Linked DNA regions of Homo sapiens: regions 1 and 2 are each linked to region 3. Evidence: read pairs that join two places in POLR2A ChIA-PET (ENCODE). Cell type or tissue: HepG2. All regions are shown on one strand. Links, peaks and the distances in the headings refer to the core of each region. The heading gives the core; the rest is flanking DNA. Region 1 holds the start of LINC02919 (long intergenic non-protein coding RNA 2919). Region 2 has its middle 20 kb from the start of LINC02919. Region 3 overlaps ADGRG6 (adhesion G protein-coupled receptor G6).

Region 1 (8,590 bases), core at 254-8,253, 110 kb before region 3:
AATGTCAACTGAATATTAGAATCACCTGGACTTTAAAAACTAAAGTGTCCTGCCCCGCTCCCTTCTGAGAGTCTGATTGCGTTTCCCAGGTGATCCTATGTGCAAATAGATCTGAGCACCTCTGGTCTAGGTGTTAAGCTTTCTGGGGCAGCGGAGAGGCTGGATGCTTATAAACCTTCTCTTAAACAAAGGCTAATATCAGAGCTGGATCCATTTAGTAAAAGAATTCAGTTAAATATAGCTCTCCCAGAAGGAAAAGTATTTTAAGCTATTATTAGTCATTTATACTTTAGTGCAACTCTGTTCAACAAATAGAAGCTTCTGTGATGATGGAAATGTTCTATATTTGTGCGTCTACTTTCTTAGTCCACTAGCCTCATGTGTCTATTGAGCACTTGAAATGGGGCTAGAACAACCGAGTGACTGAATTTTAAATTTCGTTTTAACTCATTTAAATTTAAATCGTTGCATGTGGCTAGTGGCTACCATGTTGGTCAGTGCAGTTCTCGTGTAAATGGGTAATGAGTAAAGTGATAGAGTAGGGGTTACTGTATGCCCGAGGAGAGGAGTGAGAAGGAAGCCTGAGGATGGAAAAAAAGGGAGTAAATGAGGTCAGGTTCACTATGAAAACTCCATAGGAAGAGCAGAGGAGAAGCTATAGCAAAATGTGGCTTTGGGAACGCCTATCATTCTTGGTGCCACCCCAAAATAATGTTGAAGAGAAATTTTTGAGCTAGGGACTTTGGCTCTGATCTGCCCCACCTCTCTTCTACAGACTAGTGCCTGACCAAATAGTAAAGCTCACAGAAGCTCTTGCTGCTGGGAACTGTTGCTAGGAAAGCAGCAAGGAGAAGTGGAAAGAGTAAGACACTGGTGCTTACAAGCCAAAAAAAAAAAAAAGTCACCTGGTATCTCGGAATCACTGTTGCTTCATAGCACAAGTGGTAAGATGTGAGTGTCTACTCAGTGCCATTCAACACATCTGATGTTGCCAAATCAAATCAGACTATAGATGGAAGCCCCTTGGACCTTAAGAGAACCACTGAAATTATTGATTATTCCTGTGGAAAGAGCTGATCCCACTTAAATACTACCCCTTCAAGAGGTATTGTGAAAGAACTTCCATAGGTGCATGGGTGATTCAGTGGTAGAATTTTCACCTGCCATGCAGGAGGTCCAGGTTCATTTCCTGGCCTATGCAACATGGCATCCCATTTTGGCTGGGCGTGGTGGCTCACACCTGTAATCCCAGCACTTTGGGAGGTCGAGGCAGGCAGATCATTTGAGGGCAGGAGTTCGAGATCAGCCTGGCCCACATGGTGAAACCCTGTCTCTGCTAAAAATTAGCGGGTCCTGGTGGCACACGCCTATAGTCCCAGCTACTCAGGAGGCTGAGGCGTGAGAATCGCTTGAACCTGGAAGGCAGAGGTTGCAGTGAGCCGAGATTGCACCACTGCACTCCAGCCTGGAGGACAGAATGAGACTCTGTCTCCAAAAAAACAGAGAAAAAGAACTTCCAGGCCAGGCGCGGTGGCTCACGCCTATAATCCTAGCACTTTGGGAGGCTGAGGCAGGTGGATCACGAGGTCAGGAGATCGAGACCATCCTGGCTAATACGGTGAAACCCCGTCTCTACTAAAAATACAAAAAATTAACCAGGCATGGTGGTGGACGCCCGTAGTCCCAGCTAGTCGGGAGGCTGAGGCAGAAGAATGGCGTAAACCCGGGAGGCAGAGCTTACAATGAGCTGAGATCATGCCACTGCACTCCAGCCTGGGCGACAGAGCGAGACTCTGTCTCAAAAAAAAAAAAAAAAAAAAAAAAAGAATTTCCAGAGGCATGAAGAACATGATGTCTGTAGACGTCAAGACTGGAAGGAATTTTCTAAGCATAAATCTTGGTCCTATGATGTTACAGGCCGAAAGAATGAGGGTCGTGATCAACTCAGTATACCACTGGAGGCTATATGAGTAAGCAACAAAACTGTTTCTCATAAATGCAGAATTGTGACAAACTGACAAAACTGCATCTGCCATCCAGAAGGAATGCTGAGGGCAGTCATGCCCCAAGCGCAGTGTTTCTTGTGATTAGGTACATCTGAAGCCTGTTAGTAACAATATGAACGTGTGATCAATTAAGCAGCTGACCAGTTGTTACCTCCTTCTCCTCGCTTTTGTTACCCAATAAATAGGAGGGGCTGTGGAAGCTCAGGGGTGCCTTTGCTCACTGGAAGTGGGGAGCTCTCTTCTTCTTCCCCGGCTTCCCTTCCTTTAAAACAGTTTCTTTTGTTTTTTGTTATAATTTCTAAGTTCGTCCCTTCGTTCAGTTTGTAATGACGGTCTCAGGCAGTAACAACAGTAACTGCTATAATGACCGTCTCAAGTAGTAACCGTGGCAGTCGGCCACATTATGACAGAGCCTATGGCAGGCCAGTCAGTAACATTTTGTAGATGGCTACCTACACTATTAATTCTCATGAACTGTTCTTTGCCTCTAGTCTTTACCCTATTCCAGAACTAGCGAGTTGATTGCATCAGTCTCTGAGTAACATTTTTTAAAACTTGACAATATGCATTGACAAGGAGTTTATCTAGTTAAATAATTCCTATTTAAATACCTGGTTAATGATATTTGGGTCTTATATCTACCCTCAAATCAATTTTATATTTTTAATGACACTACAGGTCAATTCCTTTTAAGAAAAATTGGCAAAGAAATATTTTTATGTTTTATTTGGATAATGGTCCCAGAGAGCCCTGGCACACATTTTGACAGAGTGAAAAAGGTTCAGGAAAAAACCCACAAGCATAATGAAAACAGAGGGGAAAGGTAAAATCAACAGTAAGTCTTGGATAGAAGTGAAAGTGTGACCATTTGCAATAGCAAAGAGTATACCTGGCTGTCTTTCACAATTCACCTAAGGAGTTGCTCACGGATCTTGCATGGTGGCTTGAACTCTAGCATATTCCTTCTGATCCTGACCGAACAGCAGTCCTCCTCAGTCTCAAGAGCCTCACATTACATGTGTGAGGCCCAGTCCCAAACCAAGGATCTAGAGTCCTTAGGTGCAGCACCCTTCCTACTTGCTCTTTCTGATTCCAGAACTCTGACCTCTTCTTCCTCAGTTCAGTAGGGCCACAGTTTTCTTTCTGGTTGCATTCTACCTCTTTGTGCTCAGAAAATTTTCTCCAGGCACAGAGCTAGCATGAAGTGAGAGTCATCTCGTGAGATTCTCTTCTGTTAGGGATTAAAGGCTTGCACTGTCAATGTCCAAAGTCCACTGTCTGGAAATCATTGCTTCACATATTTTGTCCAATCTTTTAGCTTTATGTTTTGTATGGGTAAAAGTGAAAGTCATTCCTGTTTGATAAGATTTTTAACAAATCCTTGCAATGTTTATAAGAGACACATCAAAATACATTGAATATAATAAAGAGATAGAGAATGATAGACTAAAAAAAAGACTACCAAGCAAAGCTATTGAAGCCTTATTGGCCGGGTGCAGTGGCTCACACCTGTAATCCCAACACTTTGGGAGGCCAAGGCAGGCAGATCATGGGGTCAGGAGATCGAGACCATCCTGGCTAATATGGTGAAACCCCGTCTCTACTAAAAATACAAAAAAAATTAGCCAGGCGTGGTGGCAGGCACCTGTAGTCCCAGCTACTTGGGAGGCTGAGGTGGGAGAATGGCGTGAACCCGGGAGGTGGAGCTTGCAGTGAGCTGAGATCGTGCCACTGCACTCTAGCCTGGGTGACAGAGTGAGGCTCTGTCTCAAAAATAAATAAATAAATAAATAAAGCCTTATTAATAAAATATACATTCCAGCAGCATAATGATAAGCAAAAGGATTACTTATATATTGCTAACAGGAAAAATTTATAGGAAAATACGACAAAGATGAACTTGTATGAGCTTAAAAACATAGCCCCCAAATGCAAAAACAAAATATTTAAACACATAGAGAAATTCCATCAGAGTTGGACATTTTAGCCTACCTCTTCCAGTAATTAATTGATATGAACCTATATTATTTGAAAAATATGATTTATAAGCTTTATCTAATGAACAGATGCACAACTCTGCACCCAGTAATTGAGGGTACACAGTCTTTACAAACACACATGGAATATATATAAATATTGAACACTTAATAATTCACAGTAAGTTTTATCAAATAATATAATCATTTATATATATTAATTTAATATATATCAGTATCAAAACCCTCTTCCAGATTATTTTGACTCTAAGAAAAAATTAAAACGTACATTAGAAACTAGAACATAACAATGATGACCATACTATATTAAAAAAATGTAACCTGCAGCTACAAAACTGTCCATAGTAAAAGGTATAATGTTAAATACTAACATGAAAAGAAAGGATGAAAACAATGAGTAATCAACAACTCATAGTTAAGAAACAAAACAAACCTAAATGTAGGAGAAAGAAAATATTGACAAGAGAAAAAGAAAGTAAACAAAACAAAATATATAGGACCAGCCAACAAATGCAAACCCCAAACGTTGTCTACGAAGATGAACAAACCTCTGATAAAAGTGATTGGTGAAAAGTGGGCATTATATTTATAATAGAGATTTTTTTAACCACAGAAGAATACATGAATAATTTTATCTTTGGTAAATTTTAATACTGAGATAACACTTAAATAATTTATTGGAAAAATATTAATTTAACTTTAAAAAACTAAATTTGTATTTTTAAATCCACTTATCATTAACAAAGAAAAGAGAAAGAAATAGTCCTGAAAAACACCAGACAACAATGTTTTTCTTGGCAAATTATATGTAATCTTCGGGTAACATATAATACCTATCTGAAAAAACTGTTACAGAGGATAAAAATATGGCACAACTCCCTAAATTCTTGATGTAAGTTAGGGTGGAGTGGACAAAGAGAAGATGAAGTAAAACATTCTAAAGTTCTCATGGGGGTAGGAAGAAAAGTTATAGGAAAAGGATGGTGAAAGTTTTCTAACATTCTTATGATATTGGGATGGCAGAAAAATAAGGAAAAATTAGAGCATATTAAATGGTAAACTGAAATTTAGGGGGACATGTTTGGGTTATTTTTGATTGATCATGTGAGCAAAGAAAGAAAAGTCAGCCATTGATGAAATGTAAAATTACATCATCAGAAATTCTAAAACAAGGTCATTAAAAACATAAATTGAATACAAATTTGATCAACCCACAGAAATAATAAACAATAAAGATTTGAGAAAATCATGTAAGATAAGTAATAAACTTAAAGTAAAGAAAGAAGGGATACATCATGAATAATCCAAATCTCATGTTGAAATGTAATCCCCAGTGTTGGAGATGGGGCCTGGTGGGAGGTGTTTGGGTCAAGAGAGTGGATCCTTCATGAACGGCTTGGTTCCATCCGTACAGTAATGAGTTCACTCAAGAGTCAGTTGTTGCCCTTGCTCCCTCTCTCACTCCTGCCCTTGCCATGTGAATGTGTCTGCTCCTCCTTTGCCTTCTGTCATGAGTAAAATCTCCCTGAGGCCCTTACCAGAAGCAGATGCTGGTGCCACACTTCTTGTACAGCCTGCAGAACTGAGAGCCAATTAAACCTCTTTTCTTTACAAATTACCCCATCTTGAGTATTCTTTTATAGCAATGCTAGAATGGCCTAACACAATCATGTATAAAATATGCATGCCATGTATAAAATATAAGCAAAAGGATTACTTATATACTGCTAACAAAAAATTCATAGGAAAATATAACAAAGCTGAACTTGTGTGTGTTCAAAAACATAGCCCCCAAATGCAAAAAAACAAAATATTTAATTAAACACATAGAGAAATTTATAAATAGTGCATTCCATCAGAGTTCATCACATGAACAAACATTTCTCAAGAGAAGACATACAAGTGGCCAAAAAGCATTAAAAGAAATCAACATCACTAATCATCAGAGAAATGCAAATTAAAACCACAATGAGATATCATCTCACACTGGTCAGAATGGCTATTACTAAAAAGTCAAAAAATAATAGATACTGGTAAGGCTGTGTAGAGAAGGTAGTACTTATACACTGCTGGTGGGAATACACACTAGTTCAGTCACTGAGGAAAGCAGTTCAGAGATTTCTCAAAGAACTTGGAACTATCAGGTTGGTGCAAAAGTAATTGAGGGTTTTGCCATGATTTTCAATGGCAAAACATGCAATTACTTTTGCACCAATTTATACTATTCAACCCAGCAATCCCATTACTGAGTGTATATCCAAAAGAAAAGAAATTGTTCCACCAAAAAGACAGATGCACTCACATTTTCGTCACAGCACTATTCACAATAGCAAAGACATAGAATCAACCTACATGCCCATCAGTGGTGGACTGGGTAAAGAAAATGTGCTGCATCTACATCATGGAATACTACACAGCAATAAAAAAGAATGAAATCATGTCTTTTGCAACAACATTGATGCAGCTTGAGGCCATTATCCTAGACAAATTAACTCAGGAACAGAAAACCAAATACCACATGTTCTTATTTACAAGACGGAGCAAAACATTGGGTACTCATGGACATAAAAAAGGCAACAATAGATTCTGGGGAATATTAGAGGTGGGAGAAGGAGGCAGACAAGGGTTGAAAAACTTCTGGGTACTATAGTCACTTCCTGGGTGATGAGCTCAATTGTACTCCAAACCTCAGCATCACACAATATCCATGTAGCAAACCGGCATATGTATCCCCTGAATCTAAAATAAAGGTTGAAATTACAAAAAACAAACAAACAAACAAACTAACAAAACAGGAATACCTCTCATCACACTAAAAATAAATAGACCACATTCGATTCGATTCTTCTATTAGAGAGAGTATTTCAGGTTACATCTTACAAGAAGTCCAGAGAGTTAGGAAACACAGAATCAGCTTATCTTTAAGCAGTTTATTAGTTGTATTGTTTTAGTATATTTTTAAGCAGTATATTTTTATTTAGTATATTTTAAGCAGTATATTTTTAAGCAGTATATTAGTAAGTGTTTTTACTTAAAAAAAATCTTCCAACACATTTTCAAGTGATGTATTTCTGGATTAAAAGCACTGGCTTTAATTTTGAATATGAACTGTCCAAAAGCTTAGAAACACAAGAAAAATAACGCATTATTATACCTTTTTCAGATTAACAATTAAAATTTAGATGTAAAATTGTAATGAGAATACTTTTGTAAGAAAATCTAGGAGTAGAGAAAATTTTAACCAACACTGAAAACTCAGAATTATATAACAATTTCAAAATTAAAAGCTTCTGCCAGGCACAGTGGCTCAGTGCCTTTAATCCAACTCTTTGGGAGACCAAAGAGGTGGATCACTTGATCTCCGAAGTTCGGAACCAGCCTGGGCAATATGGCAAAACCCTGTCTTTACAAAAAATACAAACAATTAGCTGAGCATGGTGGCACACACCTGTGGTCACAGCTACTCAGGAGGCTGAGATGGGAGGATCACTTGAGCCTGGGAGGTTGAGGCTGCAGTGAGCCGAGATCATGCCACTGCACTCTTGCCTGGGTGACATAGCCAGATCCTGCCTCAAAAAAAAAAAAAAATTAAAAGCTTTTATATAACAAAACTGTTACAAATAAAATCAAGAGGTGATTATAATGATGGAGAATATTTGTAATGTGGATGTTAAAGCATTAATGTATACTCATACAAGGAGCTATTAAAATTGACAAGAAAATGACAGCTCAATAGCATATCCGATAGCATAACCTAGGAGTACATAAACCACAGAGGAGTTAATCTAAATGGGCAAGAAACACTTAAAAGAAATGCTTGTTTGAAAAAAAAATAAAGCCAAAAAACCCAGAAAGATCACTTTGTACCCATCAGGCTAGTAAAATTTAACAATGAGCTACAACACCCCATTGTTGTCAAAATGAATATAAAGATTACTTTCATACTTTCAATGTTAATGTGATATGTTACAACTTCTTGGAAAGCAATCTAGCAAAATACACTAAAATTAAAAATAAATATATTCTTGACCTAGCCATCTCTCTTGTGGGACTCTGTCCCAATGAAATATAAGCACTAACAGATGTATAAAACTGTTTATTGCAACCATGTTTTAGTGGCAAGAAAACAAGCAAAATGTTAATACCCACTAATAGGGGAGTGGATGAAGAAATTATAGAACACTTACTCTTGTGAACACTTGTTTATAAAATATTATTCAACCATTAAAAATTATTGCTATACTAGTTTACTTGGAAGTAAAGTATAGTTATGGGCTCACTTCTGTCTAATATTGTGCTGTTAAACAGGAATGACAAGTACATATATTCAAAGACACCAGTGTGTTATTAAAAATTGTGCTGAAGCTATTTTGTGTGTGTGTCAAGTTCTCAAGTTAATTTTCCTTCCTGAATACTAACAAAAACGTAATAGATTTCTAAAAAGAATTGTTACAACATACTAGATGAAAACACTTTCTCATGTGACTTTAAATGATGATTGGAAACTCTCCTGTTTAATTGACTGAGAAGACCCAGCTCCCATCTTGGTATTCTTCTAACACAAATTTAATCTTGCAAATAATACCC
Region 2 (8,590 bases), core at 425-8,424, 95 kb before region 3:
GATTAAATCACCTTTAAGTCTCTTTCAGAAATATGTTTCTACAATTTTAAGTGGAGGTTATATGAATCAAGGCAACAAAACTGTCTTCAGGAACCACTCAGAGCTCTGCACTATGCCCGCTGGTGTGGAGGAGTGAATGAGGACTGAGTCATGGATCCTAAGGACAAGGGATTACTTTATATGGAGGAAACTAGATATGCATCCAGGATGGATATGTGACTATGTGACAAAATGAGTTAATTATCAAGCAGGTCCAAGAAAGGTAAGATAAACGTGCCTGTGTATATTTATTAATTTTACTGTCTAAAGCACTGGAAAAAAGGCAAAAGACCTGCCAGACCAGACTGACAACTTCTTCTCCCTGATCTGAACCCCTATTTGCTATTATTTTAATCTGTATATAGGCATCTCACATACACACACACACACACTGCGTTGTATGTAATGCACTTTGTTATATTAACTTACATTCTAGATGCACTAGGAGAACTGATGCATTCGTCAAGGTTCTTCAGTTTCAAGCAATGTAAACAGACTCTGGATAATGTAAGTGAAAAGGGAGTTCGTTGAGAGTTGCTGGGTGAGATCACAGAGTGAAGGGAAAGCACTAGAACCAGCATAAGAAAGTTCAGGAAGCAGCTAGCTCCAGGGGTTTCAGTGGCAACAGAACTCTGTTGCTTTTATCAGTCAGTGAGCCATCAGAAGTAGAAGGCATGCCATTCCAACCATCTTTTCTGACTTTAGGCTCAAGATTCAAAATCCTGGAAGAGAAAAATCCTGATTCACTTAGCTTTGGCTTTATGCTGACCTTTTGACCAGTTGAGGGAAGACTCCTTGGTTTTCGGTACTCTAAGACTGCACACAACGGGAGGCGGTAGGAAACTGGGAGATGTAAATTGATGCTCCAGAGGAAAGACAGCATGGATGCTGAATAGTCAACACCAAAAACATCCATTATAGCTAGCTATTGTCAAAAAGCCTGAATTTTTCTTGAAGAGCAATTAACTATCCTTGAAGTTTTCTTAAAGGCTGAGTTTGGGTTAATTTCTATTAATTAAAATTAATATTTAAAAAACATATCTGTGATTTTTTAAAGATTATTTTGGGAGATAAAATAGATGTTCCAGGAATATATAGCATGTTTATTCTTTGGCTATAAGTAACCTCTGACACATCCTTTGAAACTCCAGGAAACAATTATAGCTGTCTAGAGGAAGGCAAAGTTGGAAAGAGCTGTTGATAGTGTCAGGGAGACCAGATTTGTATCTTCATTATGTACTACATGTACAATTTTAGACAAACACTTTGACTTCTCTGTGTCTCAAATTCCTAAACTATAAAGTGGAAATAATCTGTAACGAGTGCCCAATGAATGGAAAACAACTTAGAACAGTGCCTGGAACACAGAGAATGTTAATTGTGGTGTTGTGATTGAATAGATTTGCTATGCAGGTCACAGGACATATGTAAAATGGAATTTTTTACTTTCTAAGGGACTCAAAAAGAATTCTCAGACCAGATGAAAAACTTACCTGTTTTAAAATGCTCCATAAAAATCAGATGTTATCATTATGTCCTATTCTTCTTAGGTTGAATTTGCCACTTGAGCCAGGAAATTTTCTCATGATTCCTAATTATTTCTGCTAAAAAAAACTTTCTTAATGATAGCACCTTTGCCTGTAAATTTATACTTCTTTCCCCCTTTTTTATATGTATTCAATTCCTGTCTTCCATTAATGTCCATCTCATTCCCCTTCTTCTCCATGATGCTTTTCTCAGCCCTGCATAAGGGTTTCTCTTTTCTAAGAATTCCTGCATTATATTTGCATAGATCACTCATTTTGTCACCTACTTATCCATTATTTTGAAATGTTATTGTTACTTGCTGCTTTATGCATCTGGGACTTGGCTGTAAAATTGTAAAAACCAATATTTGGTACTTAATATGTGCCAGGCCCAGTGCCAGATACTTCAAAGATTTCAGGGATGAGCAATATGGGTCCAGACCTCAAGAAATTTGTAGTCAGGTAGGAAAATGAGGATGAGCACAGTAGAAAGAAGAGAAGGCTTTTGAATGTCTGAATCAGTTTGGGCTGCTCTGACAAAGTGCCATAGACGGTGGCTTATAAAAAACAGAATTCATTTCTCAGAGTTCTGGAGACTGGAATCCAAAACGAGGGTGCCTGCCTGGTTGGGTTCTGGTGAGGATCCTCTTCCAGGTTGCAGATGACTGTCTTCTGGTTGTATCCTCACATGGCAGAAAGAGGGTGACAGAGCTCTCTGGGGTCTGTTTTATAAGGGCACTGATCTCATTCACCAGCTCTGCATGCTTATGAACTAATTATCTCCCAAAGGCCCCACCTCATAATACCATCACATTGGGGGTTAAGATTTCAACTTATGAATTTGGGGACAGGACACAAACATTCATTCATCCAGTGGAGAAATTAGGATTTGAGAATTATCTTCCTCATCAAGAAATAATGGTGAAGGCTGGGTAAGGACCAGGCAAGCAGGAAGGCCTTTCCAGTCAGAAAGAAGAAAGCACACAGGAGAACCACATCATTCATCTCTTTCTAGCCTTCCACAGAACATGGCCTATGCTAAGTACATTGGTGGAACTTTAATAACTAGCAATTAAATTTCACAGAAAGAAAGAAATTGAGAAAGAACTATGCTTAAGGAGTCTGAAAACTCAATATTGTTCTGAGCCTTTTTTTTTTGGAAAGCAAATCAAGCTTGAATTTGTCTCCAACTGTTTTAGCCAGAGTGTTCATGGAACAGAGATGAGAGCGACCATGGAGATGGTCATTACTTATAATTTATGTCCTGCTTCAGAAACCTGGGGACCTCCCTGAGCTAGTCCATATAACTTACCAATATGGTATCAACAACTCTGCTGAAAGGCTGTATTAGTCCATTCTCATGTTCTCATGCTGTTAATGAAGACATACCTGAGACTGGGTAATTTATAAAGGCAAGAGGTTTAATGGATTCACTCACAGTTCCACATGGCTGGGGAGGTCTCACAATCATGGCAGAAGATGAAGGAAGGGTAAAGGGACATCTTACATGGTGGCAGGCAAGAGAGCATGTGCAGGGAAACTCCCCTTTATAGAACCATCAGATCCCATGAGACTTATTCACTATCAAGAGAACAGAATGGGACCCCCCCACCCACCATGATTCAATTACCTCCCATCCGGTCTCTCCCACGATATGTGGGAATTATGGGAGCTACAATTCAAGATGAGATTTGGGTGGGGATCCAGCCAAACCCTATCAGAGGTTGTATCTTCAGTAGCTCTGGGGTAATTCACGACTTTGATTTCTCTCAGGAACTTCAGAGGTAAGGGGAATCAGAGTTGAGACTTCTTTAACTCAGCAGTGAGCACAGGAGACTCAATCCCAGAGAAACAACCATGTCAACAGGGGGCTGTGTATTTCATGTCTTTGTATTTGGGTAGAATTATGCTTGGATGATTATCTTTACCCACGTCATCATTCTTGTTTTTAAAAACAGGTACGTTATTCTACTTCCTCTCCTGATTTACAAATTTAGCTCAATGACAATTTATGCTTTCTTCTACCAATTTTTGTTGCTGTTGCTTAAATTTCAAGCCAAAGCACTAAAAACTCGTTCTGAGGCTACATTAAGTTTACCTATTTTCGATATAGAAGCTCACTGCCCCAAAGGAGTCTTTACATATTTTTTCCTTTAAACATACACAGAGTTTTTTCCACAAGGATCTTTTCAAGTTGTTCTGGTTTCCATTGTGACTACTACATTGTACTGACCACCCAAGAATGCCTTGTTTTTCATGCATAATACAATTTAAAACCACATGTTTCAGCCAATACTTCTGGTAGAAACTCCTACCTCAACAGGAGGAAATTAGGTATTCTTTTTGATTTATTAATTGACCATTAGGCATAGGCATTTACATGCATGCAGAGAAACAAGTGCTGCAATGAAGTCCAAGTGTTCAAAGAATAAAGTTTCCTATAAACAAAACGAAGTGAAACAAAACCCTATCCCAAGAGAAACCCTATTTAGGGAGATTCCAGAGGGCATATCTTTTCAGCCTCAGGCAGAGAAACAGTACAAAAATTTCTAGAGAAATTCTGGGCACTTATCAAAATATTCCCCTCACTAAAGCAAGAGGGTATTTCAAAGAAAAATTGAGTAATGATTTGGCAATGACATGTGTACTGCAGGGCTTCCAATTTAATATTCAGGTTTCTCAGCAGTCCAAATATCAAGTGTTCCTGAATCACATTTCTATACACCTCTAAGGTATGTAAGTGATATTTTTCCTTGACTAGCACTCGCTCAAGACACAATCCAAGGAAAGCTCTCTCTAGTCATTTTTTTCACATCCTCTTAAAAATTCTTTGGATTCTGCCCTGACATTGGCATGTTGCACAATAATAAAGTGCTGCTCTCTCCTGATCTTTTGAAAGATGAACAAAAAAAGGGTCATGTTTCAGTTGCCATTTTGTTCCTTTTCTGATTCATACTTTTGGAATGTAGCTATAGATTATGGGTCATTTACAATCGATAGGCAGAGCTGATTTCCCAGCTGCTGACAAGGGCCTTATCCTGGAAATTACCTTTACTACTACTGTAAAATCCTGAAATTCTACCCCAGGTATGTATTAATTGTGTTCCCTACATGTTAAACTACAAATATCCAGGAAAGAAGGTAACTATCGTAGCTCTAGTTCTAATGTTTATTTACAACTTTCTCAACTTTTTAGTTGGCAGCCCATTTTGATGAGGGTTAGAGAGAGAACAGAAAGCTCATGAGGGAGCCCGTACCTGAGGGAACAGAAGGCCCATGAGATGCCGTAAAGGAAAGGAGAGAAAAAAAGGAGGGGCTTTTAAGGGAGGTTAAGCATGAAGGGTCACATGTTTAAGAGCCAAATTAATGTCACTTTCAGCCTAAAGTCTTCCCTGTGTGCTCCAGTAGAAAGCAAGAATGTTTCCTCGTTCCTATCAACTGTGGTAAGATTCAGCACTAATATCAGGATATCCTCACATACTACCTTGCATTGTGGTAGTTTTTACAAATGCTTAATCTTCTGTTTTGTGTAAAAATATATTTTATAAACTTCTCTAATCTTTTTTCCCCTACTTACTCTTAAGCTGGTTTGCCTAAACCTGAAGCAAGTCATTTTATACAGCAGCTAAATCTGGAGTAAAAGGTGAGGAAGGAAAACAGGACTGACTAGGACTGACTTCCTTCCTGGGACAAATGATGCTCTCCTGAACTATGACCTCAGAGCACCTTTAGACACATAGAGCCTGCCTTTGGTTATAGGAAAAACATGCTCTAAAAAAAAGATAGCAGTATAGCTTAAGCAAATATTCTATGTCGATGGAGTAGTATGTGTTATTTGAATAATAACAGTGCTATTTATATTTGCATAGGTGAGGTCTTTATCCTTACTGCAATATAGCAACTATTGTGACAATGTTATGATGTCAGGCTTTTGGTTAATGTCACACACACACACACACACACACACACACACACACACACACACACATACTTTTTCTGTCTCAAATAGAAATGCCATCTAAAGCTAACAGAAGTTAAATGATTTCCCTAAAGAACAGAAAGTCCCCTGTGGGAGGCCGAGGTGGGCGGATACGAGGTCAGGCATTCAAGACCAGCCTGGCCAACATAGTGAAACCTCGTCTCTACTAAAAATACAAAAAATTAGCCAGGCATGGTGGTGGGCACCTGTAATCCCAGCTACTCAGGAGGCTAAGGGAGGAGAATCTCTTGAACCTGAAAAGCGGAGGTTGCAGTAAGCCAAGATTGCGCCCTGCACTCCAGCTTAGGTGACAGCGCGAGACTCCATTTCAAAAACAAAACAACAAAAAAACAACAAAAAAAGAAAAAGAACAGAAAGTCCCAGTGGGTGCTGAGAATACTATATCCAGAAAGGAAGAGTTGGTTCACTACACTTTAGTATCATAAATGCCTTACTGATCCTTTTCTAGAAAAGAATGCCTATACTTTGTTCCCAATCTCATTTTGGAATTATTATCCTTCTGTTCATTCAGATACAAACCCCAGAAGCACTTAATAGCCTCCTTCATCCCCAGAATCCAAATACCCTCAATTCTACTTTGGCAATGTTCAAAACATTCATTTTCACTGAAAATACATTAAATCCAGTTTTCCTTTCTACACACAAATATTTTAAATATCCAACCATTTCTACAATGTCAAAATTATTTCTCCTTTCAGTTTTGTCAGTTTTGGGAGGTTTGCTATTTGGTGCATATACATTTATAACTGTTGTATCTTCTTGTTATATTGACCCTTTTAACTTTATGATATGTTTGATGTATCCTGTAGAAATATTCCTTTGCTGGATGCCCTCTCTCACCACTCCTATTCAACATAGTGTTGGAAGTCCTGGCTAGGGCAATCAGGCAAGAGAAAGAAATAAAGGGTATTCAATTAGGAAAAGAGGAAGTCAAATTGTCTCTGTTTGCAGATGACATGATTGTATATTTAGAAAACCCCATTGTCTCAGCCCCAAATCTCCTTAAGCTGATAAGCAATTTCAGCAAAGTCTCAGGATACAAAATCGATGTGCAAAAATCACAAGCATTCCTATACACCAATAATAGACAAACAGAGAGCCAAATCATGAGTGAACTCCCATTCACAATTACTACAAACAGAATAAAATACCTAGGAATACAACTTACAAGGGATGTGAAAGAACTCTTCAAGGAGCACTACAAACCACTGCTCAATGAAATAAAAGAGGACACAAACAAATGGAAGAACATTCCATGCTCATGGATAGGAAGAATCAATATCATGAAAATGGCCATACTGCCCAAGGTAACTTATACATTCAATGCTATCCCCATCAAGCTACCACAGACTTTCTTCACAGAATTGGAAAAAACTACTTTAAAGTTCATATGGAACCAAAAAAGAGCCTGCATAGCCAAGACAATTCTAAGCAAAAAGAACAAAGTTGGAGGCATCAAGCTACCTGACTTCAAACTATACTACAAGGCTACAGTAACCAAAACACCATGATACTGGTACCAAAACGGATATATAGACCAATGGAACAGAACAGTGGCCTCAGAAACAATACCACACATCTACAACCATCTGATCTTTGACAAACCTGACAAAAACAAGCAATAGGGAAAGGATTCCCTATTTGATAAATGGTGCTGAGAAAACTGGCTAGCCATATGTAGAAAGCCGAAACTGGATCCCTTCCTTACACCATATACAAAAATTAACTCAAGATGGATTAAAGACTTAAATGTAAGACCTAACACCATAAAAATCCTAGGAAAAAACTTAGGCAATACCATTCAGGACATAGGCTGGGCAAAGACTTCATGACTAAAACACCAAAAGCAATGGAAACAAAAGCCAAATTAGACAAATGGGATCTAATTAAACTAAAGAGCTTCTGCACAGCAAAAGAAACTATCACCAGAGTGAACAGGCAACCTACAAAATGGGAGAATATCTTTGTAATCTACCCATCTGACAAAGGGCTAATATCCAGAATCTACAAAGAAATTAAACAAATTTACAAGAAAAAAACTAACAACCCCATCAAAAAGTGGGCAAAAGATATGAACAGACACTTCTCAATAGAAGACATTTAGGCAGCCAACAGTCATATGAAAGAATGCTCATCATCACTGGTCATCAGAGAAATGCAAATCGAAACCACAGTGATATAGCATCTCATGCCAGTTAGAATGGCAATCATTAAAAAGTCAGGAAACAACAGATACTGGAGAGGATGTGGAGAAATAGGAATGCTTTCACGCTGTTGGTGGGAGTGTAAATTAGTTCAACCATTGTGGAAGACAGTGTGGCAAATCCTCAAGGATCTAGAACTAGAGATACCATTTGACCCAGCAATCCCATTACTGGGTATATACCCAAAGGATTATAAATCATGCTACTATAAAGACACATGCACACGTATGTTTATTGCGGCACTATTCACAATAGCAAAGACTTGGAACCAACCCAAATGTCCATCAATGATAGACTGGATTAAGAAAATGTGGCACATATACACCATGGAATACTATGTAGCCATAAAAAAGGGTGAGTTCATGTCCTTTGCAGGGACATGGATGAAGCTGGAAACCATCATTCTAAGCAAACTATCACAAGGACAGAAAACCAAACACCACATGTTCTCACTTATAGGTGGGAGTTGAACAATGAGAACATGTGGACACAGGGCGGGGAACTTCATACACCGGGGCCTGTCAGGGTATGGGGGGCTGGGGAAGGGATAGCATTGGGAGAAATACCTGATGTAAATGACGAGATGATGGGTGCAGCAAACCAACATGGCACATGTATACCTATGTAACAAACCTGCACATTGTGCACATGTACCCTAGAACTTAAAGTATAATAATAAAAAAAGAAATATTCCTTTGCTAAAAACTTTAGTCTTATGTTAACATAACAACTGTTTCTTATGCTTACTTCTAAATTTACACTGTTTTCTGTCCTTTTTCTTTCAACTTGCTGTATTTCATGTGTGTCTCTTTTAGACAGCA
Region 3 (8,590 bases), core at 178-8,177:
ATATTCACACATATAGACATATATATATATGTTGTCATTAAAAAGCTCTTTTAATTTTTAAAATGTCGTCTGCTCAGCTCTTATAGCACACATTTGATTATAAGCCATGCATGCTCCATCAAGACATTTGGTTTTACCATTCTTAAGTTTTCCCTATGTCATAAAATATCACAGAGTTTATCACGAATATAACAATAGTTATAATTGTGGAATCTCAAATACAAATGTTAACACTAGGCTTGAAACAAAAGAAATTAATAAGTAAGTTATTGGTATTTTTTTTTTGAGACAGAGTCTCACTGTGTTGCCCAGGCTGGAGTGCAGTGGGGTGATCTTGGCTCACTGCAAACTCTACCTCCTGGGTTTAAGAAATTCTCATGCCTCAGCCTCCCAAGTATCTGGGACCACAGGCGTGCACCACCACACCCAGCTAATTTTTGTATTTTTTTAAAATAGAGATGGGGTTTCATCATGTTGGCTAGGCTGGTCTCAAACTCCTGACCTCAAGTGGTCCACCTATCTCAGCCTCCCAAAGTGCTGGGATTACAGGTGTGAGCCACCCTGCCTGGCCAGTTACTGTTTTTTTTTGTTTTTTTTTTTTTTTTTGAGACAGAGTCTCGCTATGCTGCCCAGGCTGGAGTGCAGTGTCATGAGATCTCAGCTCACTGCAAGCTCTGCCTCCCAGATTCACGCCATTCTCCTGCCTCAGCCTATCGAGTAGCTGGGACTACAGGTGCCCACCACCATGCCCGGCTAATTTTTTGTGTTTTTAGTAGAGATGGGGTTTCACTGTGTTAGCCAGGATGGTCTCAATCTCCTGACCTCGTGATCGGCCCACCTTGGCCTCCCAAAATGTTAGGATTACAGGCATGAGCCACCGTGCCCGGCCCAGTTACTGTTTTTAATCACAAAGGTGATACAGTAATAAACTGATCTATATCATCCTGGAATTAAATTTCAATTGGATGACTTAAATAAACAACCAGCACCTAAGAGAATAGTATTTACTCAGCCAGTTTAAATATCAAAACTGTCCATTTTATAGAAAATCTTAATCAGGAATTATCCATTTTTTTCTTTGAACATTTTTCTCCATTTTTTTTAAAATGAGGATTTATAGTTTGTTTCAAATACTGTGCTGTCTCTGGTTCTTCTTTGTGAGACTGTAAATGTGCTATTATTGGAAGTAGCTAAATGCAGAATATTTTGAGAAATAATTCTGTGTGATAAAAATTGTATTAAAATAGATCTCCACCTAATATTCTCCATTTACACAAGTTAATTCTGGAAGCCTTTATTTTATTATAGGACTGATTCAAACACAAAAAGTAGAAGTTTCATTATCAACTTTAAATGTCATATGACTAAATCTAAGGCAGTGATAATATATACATTTTAGTCACAGACATAACTCTCAATTAAAAAGGAGAAGAAGGAGCCTAGTATTCAAAAGTAATTTGTATATGATATTGGAGGGAAGTTTACTGGGAATTTATTCCCACGCTTTGAGCAAAGTAGCACCCTTATGATGACTCAAGGCCACCTCCCAATTTCTCAGACCCATGCCTGCCCTTCTGGCCTGAGAACTCCTGTTACCCACCTGTTCGTGTGGTCCATGGCACTCCTACAGGTGGTGGAAAGGCTGTGAAGTGATGTCATTTGAAAGATATTTCCTTGCAGGATGTTGGAAAGTAGATAAACCACAACCCTGTTCCACAAGGGAACTGCAGAGCTTTATAAGAGCTGGTGATGTTCCCTAAGATCTTCTCTCAGTGTTAGGATAGCTAGAAAGGACCTTCAGGGACTCCTTGAGAAGTCTTTTATCAGAGAAGAAATTGAGAAAGTCAGGTGTGTATGTTTGGTGTGGGACAGTGAAGAATAAGGAGAGGGAATGGTGCACTTCCTGCATTCTGGGTGACTGTCTTTAATTCAGGGGTCTCTTTTCACCATAGACTGGGACATTATTAAGAAGTCATAGTATAGACCATTCTAATATTTGCCTTTTTATGGGACAATGTTTTGAAGATGTCAGCAACCAAAACAAATATGGCTATGTTAATAATTGCTAATACTTATATTTAAATTGAACACACATTTTGTACTAAATGTCATTTTAAGCACTTAACACATATTGGTTGATTACCTACACCATAGATCCCATGTTACGGGTTCTATAATTGATCCTATTTTGCAAATAAGGAACCTGAGGCACGTGGAGATTAACTAACTTATCCAGTGTCTCTTAATTAGTAAGTAGCCAAGCCAGGATTGGAGCTTGGAAAGTTTGGTATTAGAGCTGTGCTCTTCTAACCAGTATAAATTAGACTGTCATTCATCATAAACAGGATTAGATATTAGATTTAGTACCAGGATAGGCTAAAGCTCATTCTTGCTCAGGGGAGAAGTATGAAGGTCCAAGAGCCATCTCTCTGGCCAGCAGTGCATTCTGTGAGAAAACACTAGGTTTGCAGTGTGTTAACATATTTGTTTCAAACAAATAATATTTGTTTCCCACAATACTTCCTGGATACCTAACTATGAAAAAGTATGATTCAGTTTTACAGGGATTCCTAAGCTTCTCTAAGAATTTCTCTAGACCAGAGGTTGGCAAATTAGGAGGGCCTGTAACAGGCCATGCATTTTTGTTTACTTGTTTGTTTAGAGACGGGGTTTCACTCTGTCCCCCAGGGTGGACTGTAGTGGTGCCATCAGAGATCGCTATAACCTTGAACTTCTGGGCTCAAGTGATCCTCCTACTTCAGCTCTCCTGAGTAGGTAGGACATCAGGTGTGCACCACCATGCCCAGCTAATTTTTTAAAACATTTATTGTAGAGATGAGGTCTCACTGTGTTGTCAAGGCTGGTCTTGAACTCCTGGCCCCATGTGATCCTCCCTCCTCAGCCTCCCAAAGTGGTGGGATTACAGGCATGAGGGATTGTGCCCAGCACACATGTTTTTTTAATACTTGTTTTTCTTTTTCTTTTCTTTTTTTTTTTTTTTTTTTTTTTTAAGTTGGGGTCTTACTGTGTTGCCCAGACTGGCCTCAAACTCCTGGGCTAAAGCAATCTTCTAATCTCAGCCTTCTGAGTAGCTGGGACTAAGCTCCCTTGTTCTTATAAATAAAGTTTAATTGGAACACAGCCATGCCCATTAGTTTATATATTGTCTTTGTCTGCCTCTGTGCTACAATGGCTGTGTTAATTGATTGTGATCAATACAGTATAGCCTGCCATCCTAAAATGTTTACAGTCTAGCCCTTTAGGAGAACATTTGCCACCCCCTGAAACTAGTCTAAAGAACTGAGAGTCCGCTTTGCTGAACCACATACTTTGGACAGCACTAGAAAAGACCTGCTAGATCTCCTCAGCCAGGGAAAACAAACCAATCACCCACAGGCTAGTTTAGCCCTACGACATGGGTGGTGGTAGTAGCATTTATTTGTTCCTGTTCATTTACATTTGTTTCACACAGTGCTTTTAATTGATGAATTATTTCCAATATTAAACAATTAGATTTCACATAAAAATGAAGTTTTGGATTTTTCTGGTAAACAGAATACACTAGGCTACTATATCTGCATGGCCAACACAGCTGGAGCTAAATGGTGGCTGCTGCTTTCAAAGGAGCTTCCCAGTTTACTTTAGCCCTTAGCAACCCCTTATTCTTCCCACTCCAGCCCCCTTTTTGTCTTTAGATGGCCATCTGGCCCTGATGGGCTTTTAAATGGGAATGCTGATTTATGCCACTCCCTTTATACGGGCCAGGAAACTGAAGCTTAGACAAAAAAAAGTGGCAGAGGCAGTTGGTGGGCTCCAACACGTGTCTCCTGTCTCCTTGTCTAGTATTTATGTCTGGGAATACTCATTTAAAAAATTATTTTAAATTATTTTAATTGATTGATAAGAACTATATGTGTTTATGGTATACAACATGTTTTAATATAGGTATACATTGTGGAATGGCTAATATGAGCTAATTAACTTTCATTGTTATCTCATATACTTATCATTTTATTTGTAGACAGAACATTTAAAATCTCTCAGCAATTTTCAAGTATACAATCATTGTTATTAACAATAATCATCATGTTGTACAATAGATTTCTTGAATGTATTTCTCCAGTCTAACTGAAATTTTCCATCCTTTGACCCATACATTCTCAACTCCTGTGCCCCATCCACCCCTGTGCCCCTGGAAACCACTCTTCTATTCTTTGCTTTTATGAGTTCAACCTTTTTAGGTTCCACATTTAAGTAAGATCATGCAGTTCTCATAATTTCTTAAACTCTGTCCCTGAGACTCCTTTCCCAAGCCTTAAGATTATCGGAGTGCATCAAATACATACTCATGTATCTTAGTCATCTATAAGTTTTCAAAGTAATTTTGTCAAAAGGGTACCGTGAACTTAACGGAGTCAATATATTTGAGTCTTTCTAACTTTTATAGTGATCTTCTTGCCATTCCAAGTTGACGTTAAACACTCACATTCCAGACATTCAGATGTCCTGGACTGTGTTTCAGGAGAAATGATGGGAGAGGGAATTTCCTGCTGCTTAATCATCAGCTTTGGGAGTTGAAGAGTCCAAGTCACTCATTAACTGACAGGAAATACCTGTAAACAGAGATTATATCAAGGCTTGTTAGCTAAGCAAATCTTTGATAAGTGTACCCTGTTAACATTTTAACCTTTCATTTTTTTTCCAGGAAATGAAAGCATCTTGCTGTTTATGGTTATAATTTCCAACAAACTAATCAGTACAGTAACCAATGGGAGAATAGAAATTTATTTCTAGCATTCCACTGAATGGACAATGTCTGCTAAATATGAGCTTTTATTTCAGGATTAATTTGTGATGGAAAAATAAATAGATTTTGCAAAGGTATATTGCTAAATAAATTTTAGTACGAAAGTAACATAGTAGAATTGAACTGACTCAATTCAACATTAAAATATCCTGTCATTTTTTTCACATATTAAACATCCTAGCCTTAATAAAATTGATATATTATTAATAAATACTCTAACGATTTTAGTATATGACTTTGTTTTCCTATACTTTTCTAAAAAATATTTGGGAATTTTACCTTAATTAGGAAATTTTCAGCAGATTTTTAAAAACATGGTTAAACCTGTCAATACTTTTAAAAACGAAATGTTTATTTAGCAGTAAATCTGCTTCATTTTATAGCATCTTCATTTTTCTCATAACAATTTTATTAAATACATTCAGTTTTATGACCCTCATGGATAGATAAATTTTTAGTGGACTCTTTAATTATAGGTGCAAGTATTTATTTGCCTGTGTAATGATTCAAGTTTAGATACTGGCTGATGTCCGTCAATTTTCACAAAGAACAGACAGTGCCTTCTCTACTAGTTTTATTTATTTTACTGATTACTACTCTTTCCTGAGGGAGTGGTACAGTATAACGCAATGAATAGTCTAAGTTCAAACAAATTACATTTATTTTAACAAGCATTTATTAGGCACTTCCATTGGTTAGCTACTGTGGTTGTAGAGATAAGACACACTTCATAAATACTTTATTGTTATTCTTTTCTGAAATTTCTGGATTTGTATTTTTGTTTCCCTCTCTAGGATTTTTTACAGAGTTTGCTAAGGTTTCATCAACTCTTGGATTTTTACCGTTTCATAATCATTACAGTTCTGTTCTTCATAGCTATAAAACTTCAATTCATTATTGGCTCCTCCCTTGCACTTCTAACAAATGATTGAATGTAATATTTTTAGATTACTAAATCATTTTTAAATAATAAAATTAAGATAAATCATTTTATCTTTGCAAAGGACTTTATACTCTGAGGATGCCCAAACTCTTTATGAACATAGATGACTAAATTTCACTTTAAATATATTTATTTATGAAAAGTTGAAAAATTCATCTTAGTAGCAACTGCAAAGAAAAAAATGAAAGGAATTACTGTTTTTATTTTTCTGTTATTGCAACTTATTGTGAGGATTTGCTCTTCAGTTATTTGGAGTATCATTAAGTAGGTATGAGAGGAGCAGTGGGCTACACATCAGTCTTTTTTACCACAACTTGTGTAAATATTAACATATAGTGACTCCTTTCAGTAGCATAATTTGGAAAGTACAACAGATAGAGAAGGATTAACAGCTTTAGAGCTTTTCCTCAACTGCCTGTTTCCAGTGATTACATTTTTTTCAAGAAAACTTGGCTCTAAATGTTGCTGTTAATGTTGTAGAACTTTGCTTCTTAGTTCAGCTAGAACCCGGGTTCTTGTCACACAACTAGGAAAATTTAGGCACACGGACACATCGAGTGGTCAGTAGAGCAGGACTTTATTGGGCAAAAAGGAAAAACAAAACAAAAAACAACAACAAAAAGCTCAGCAAAGTGAGACGGAGGCCTGCCAACAGGCCCTCCACCTCACTGATTGATTCCCAGGTCCCCACAGGAGCTGGAGAGAGCAGCCTCCTCCCCTGCATAAGGCATGAATTCCCCGTGGCTCCACCCACCTCCCACAAGTCGGGCTCCAGTCCTCTATGGGCAGGCTCAGGCAAGGCCTGGGCAGGTTTCCTCATCTGCACGAAAGCATCTGATGTAAACACTTGTGGGGCGGGTGGGAGATTCTCCGGGCGCCCCTTTTTATCTGCCTAGACATTTGGCTGTCTCATTAATATTAAGTAAACACCTGAAAACACCTTTCTGGTAGCCTCGAAAATCAGTGAACACATACACATCATATTCTAAAACCAATTTGTTGATGATAAAACATATCATTATCCAGGAGAGTGGATTGTTTGTTCTTTCTTAACAACCTCCTGATGTGTAAATCCATCAGCCAAAGAAAACTGATTGTGATATTGACTTTTTATGCAGATATGCTGAAAATGGAACTGGGTAGAAATAAAGTTTGTATATACTTTTGATAGTTCATGTATTTGTTTATTTTGGTGTGTTTGTAATGCAAGTTTTCATTTATCAATTAAATTTCCTTTTAATTAAATTAGTCACTTGTATTTATACCATTTTTACTTAAAAATATTCCAGTGTGATTTTTATTGTTATATTGGATCATATTAAAATAGTGTTTATTGAGTGTTTAAAGCAATGTCAATTTGCTAAACTAGAAGTTCCCCAGAAGGAACAGCTAACTAAAATACTGAGAAGTAATTGTTGCAGTTTCCCATAAAAGAATGCTACATATTGAAATTTATACTTGTTACTGTGCAATGAAACTGATGAAATGTTCAAGAAAATTGTTAAATATCTTGCTCTAAATCATAGCTCTTCTGATTTTCTTTTCTTATTTTTACCTCTAAGCTCTTTAACATACTGGGAATGTAGTTTGCCTAAAAACTGCTTTCCCACAACACTGAGCCCTTATCTCCCTTTGTCTTCCAGAGATATTGTATCAGTGCCAGAAGTGGCCTAAGAAGCCCTTGACTGCCAACATTGTGTGTAATATGAGAACCACAGGAACTCCCTCCAGGGTCTCCTCTATTGCATGCTACAGAGGCTGAGATTTCATTAGTCTCTGAACTTTAAAGGCTTTTTAGTTTGCGGAAGTCCCTTACAAAATATAAGTACCTACAAAAGGGAGGTCCTACAAAAAATGGGCATACAGTAAATGTGATGCAAGGGAATAATGGGCAAAAAGCATTCAAGACAAAATTCCACCTCAGTCCTGCCTTAACTTCTGCCTCTTCAAATGTTCTTTTTTCATTGTGCATTTGCTTAAGTTTTCAATCTTTAAAACTCCCCCTTCCTCTCTCTGCTTCCTTTCACAGCCAAGCTTCCTCTTCTTGCATTCACTCGTCAGACCTTGGCAGTCTAGATTTCATCATTCCCACACAACTCAAACTATTTTCTATAGAGTTACTACCAAAATCCCAATGCAAAGTTAAAGGTCTTCTCATTCTTTATAATTCTTGGCCTTTCTGGTATTCTTGATATTGTCACACCCTGCATTAAACTTTCTTCTCTTAAATTATGTAAAACCACCTCTGTAAAAGCTGTTTTTACCTTTTTAAGTCTATAGCTCTTTTTCTTATATCTGATGCTTAAATATAGAAATATCTGTGGTTCCATCCTGTTTCCTTCTCAAATCTACAATCTATCTCCAGTGATCCCAAACACTCTATAGCTTCTGATGAGTATTTCCTGGCTACACCTCTTACAAAAACACTTTTGCGTCTAGGTGTCACACAGGCACCTCAGTTTCCGTTACTGGACTTAGTGTTTACCCTACCCCACCTAAGTCTGCTCTTCTTCTGTTATTTCCTATCTCCTTTTATTAGATCGATATGTACCAGTTTTTGAAGTTGGAAATTAGCAAAACGTCCTCTATTCTTCCTTTTTTCCTCTGTCTTTAATTAGTTGCTAAATGTTATGCATTCTATCTTTAAATTTCTTGTATCTGTATCTATCTCTTTCTGTCAATCCTTATTACTTATGATATCAAGGCTGAATTATTAGTAGTAGTCCTGCTTCTGTTTCCCTTCTTTTGGTTGTAGAACCTAAATGATTGTTTTCAAATGAAATATAGTTTACTTGCCTACCTCCTCATTTTCCCTCACTGCCTTTAAGAAAGAGTTCACA

The links. Peaks named below come from ENCODE experiments on the same cell type or tissue, not always from the same donor. Only the 100,000 strongest peaks of a DNase experiment are listed, where the experiment ranks them.
Region 1: POLR2A ChIA-PET joins it to region 3 with 19 read pairs; 4 of 35 experiments call an interaction of 5 or more read pairs at or near these places.
Region 2: POLR2A ChIA-PET joins it to region 3 with 10 read pairs; 2 of 35 experiments call an interaction of 5 or more read pairs at or near these places.

What each region holds. Positions count from the first base shown.
Region 1 is chr6:142,256,509-142,265,098 of GRCh38, forward strand. It overlaps LINC02919 (long intergenic non-protein coding RNA 2919), which reads right to left and starts at 3,410. Exons shown (of 2, transcript XR_001744395.1): 1 at 2,896-3,410. In HepG2, for the core only: no CTCF peak of the experiment used is centred there; a DNase peak (open chromatin) is centred at 3,263; H3K4me3 peaks cover 1,056 bases.
Region 2 is chr6:142,275,199-142,283,788 of GRCh38, forward strand. No RefSeq gene overlaps it. Among named protein-coding and RNA genes, the nearest start is that of LINC02919, 20 kb to the left of the region's middle. RefSeq lists an enhancer at 179-1,378. In HepG2, for the core only: no CTCF peak of the experiment used is centred there; DNase peaks (open chromatin) are centred at 4,473 and 5,283.
Region 3 is chr6:142,370,896-142,379,485 of GRCh38, forward strand. The region is part of intron 4 of ADGRG6 (adhesion G protein-coupled receptor G6); the gene reads left to right. Among named protein-coding and RNA genes, the nearest start is that of ADGRG6, 73 kb to the left of the region's middle. RefSeq lists enhancers at 3,356-3,957, 3,915-5,114. In HepG2, for the core only: no CTCF peak of the experiment used is centred there; DNase peaks (open chromatin) are centred at 4,566, 5,396, 6,496, 7,446 and 3 weaker places; H3K4me3 peaks cover 1,685 bases.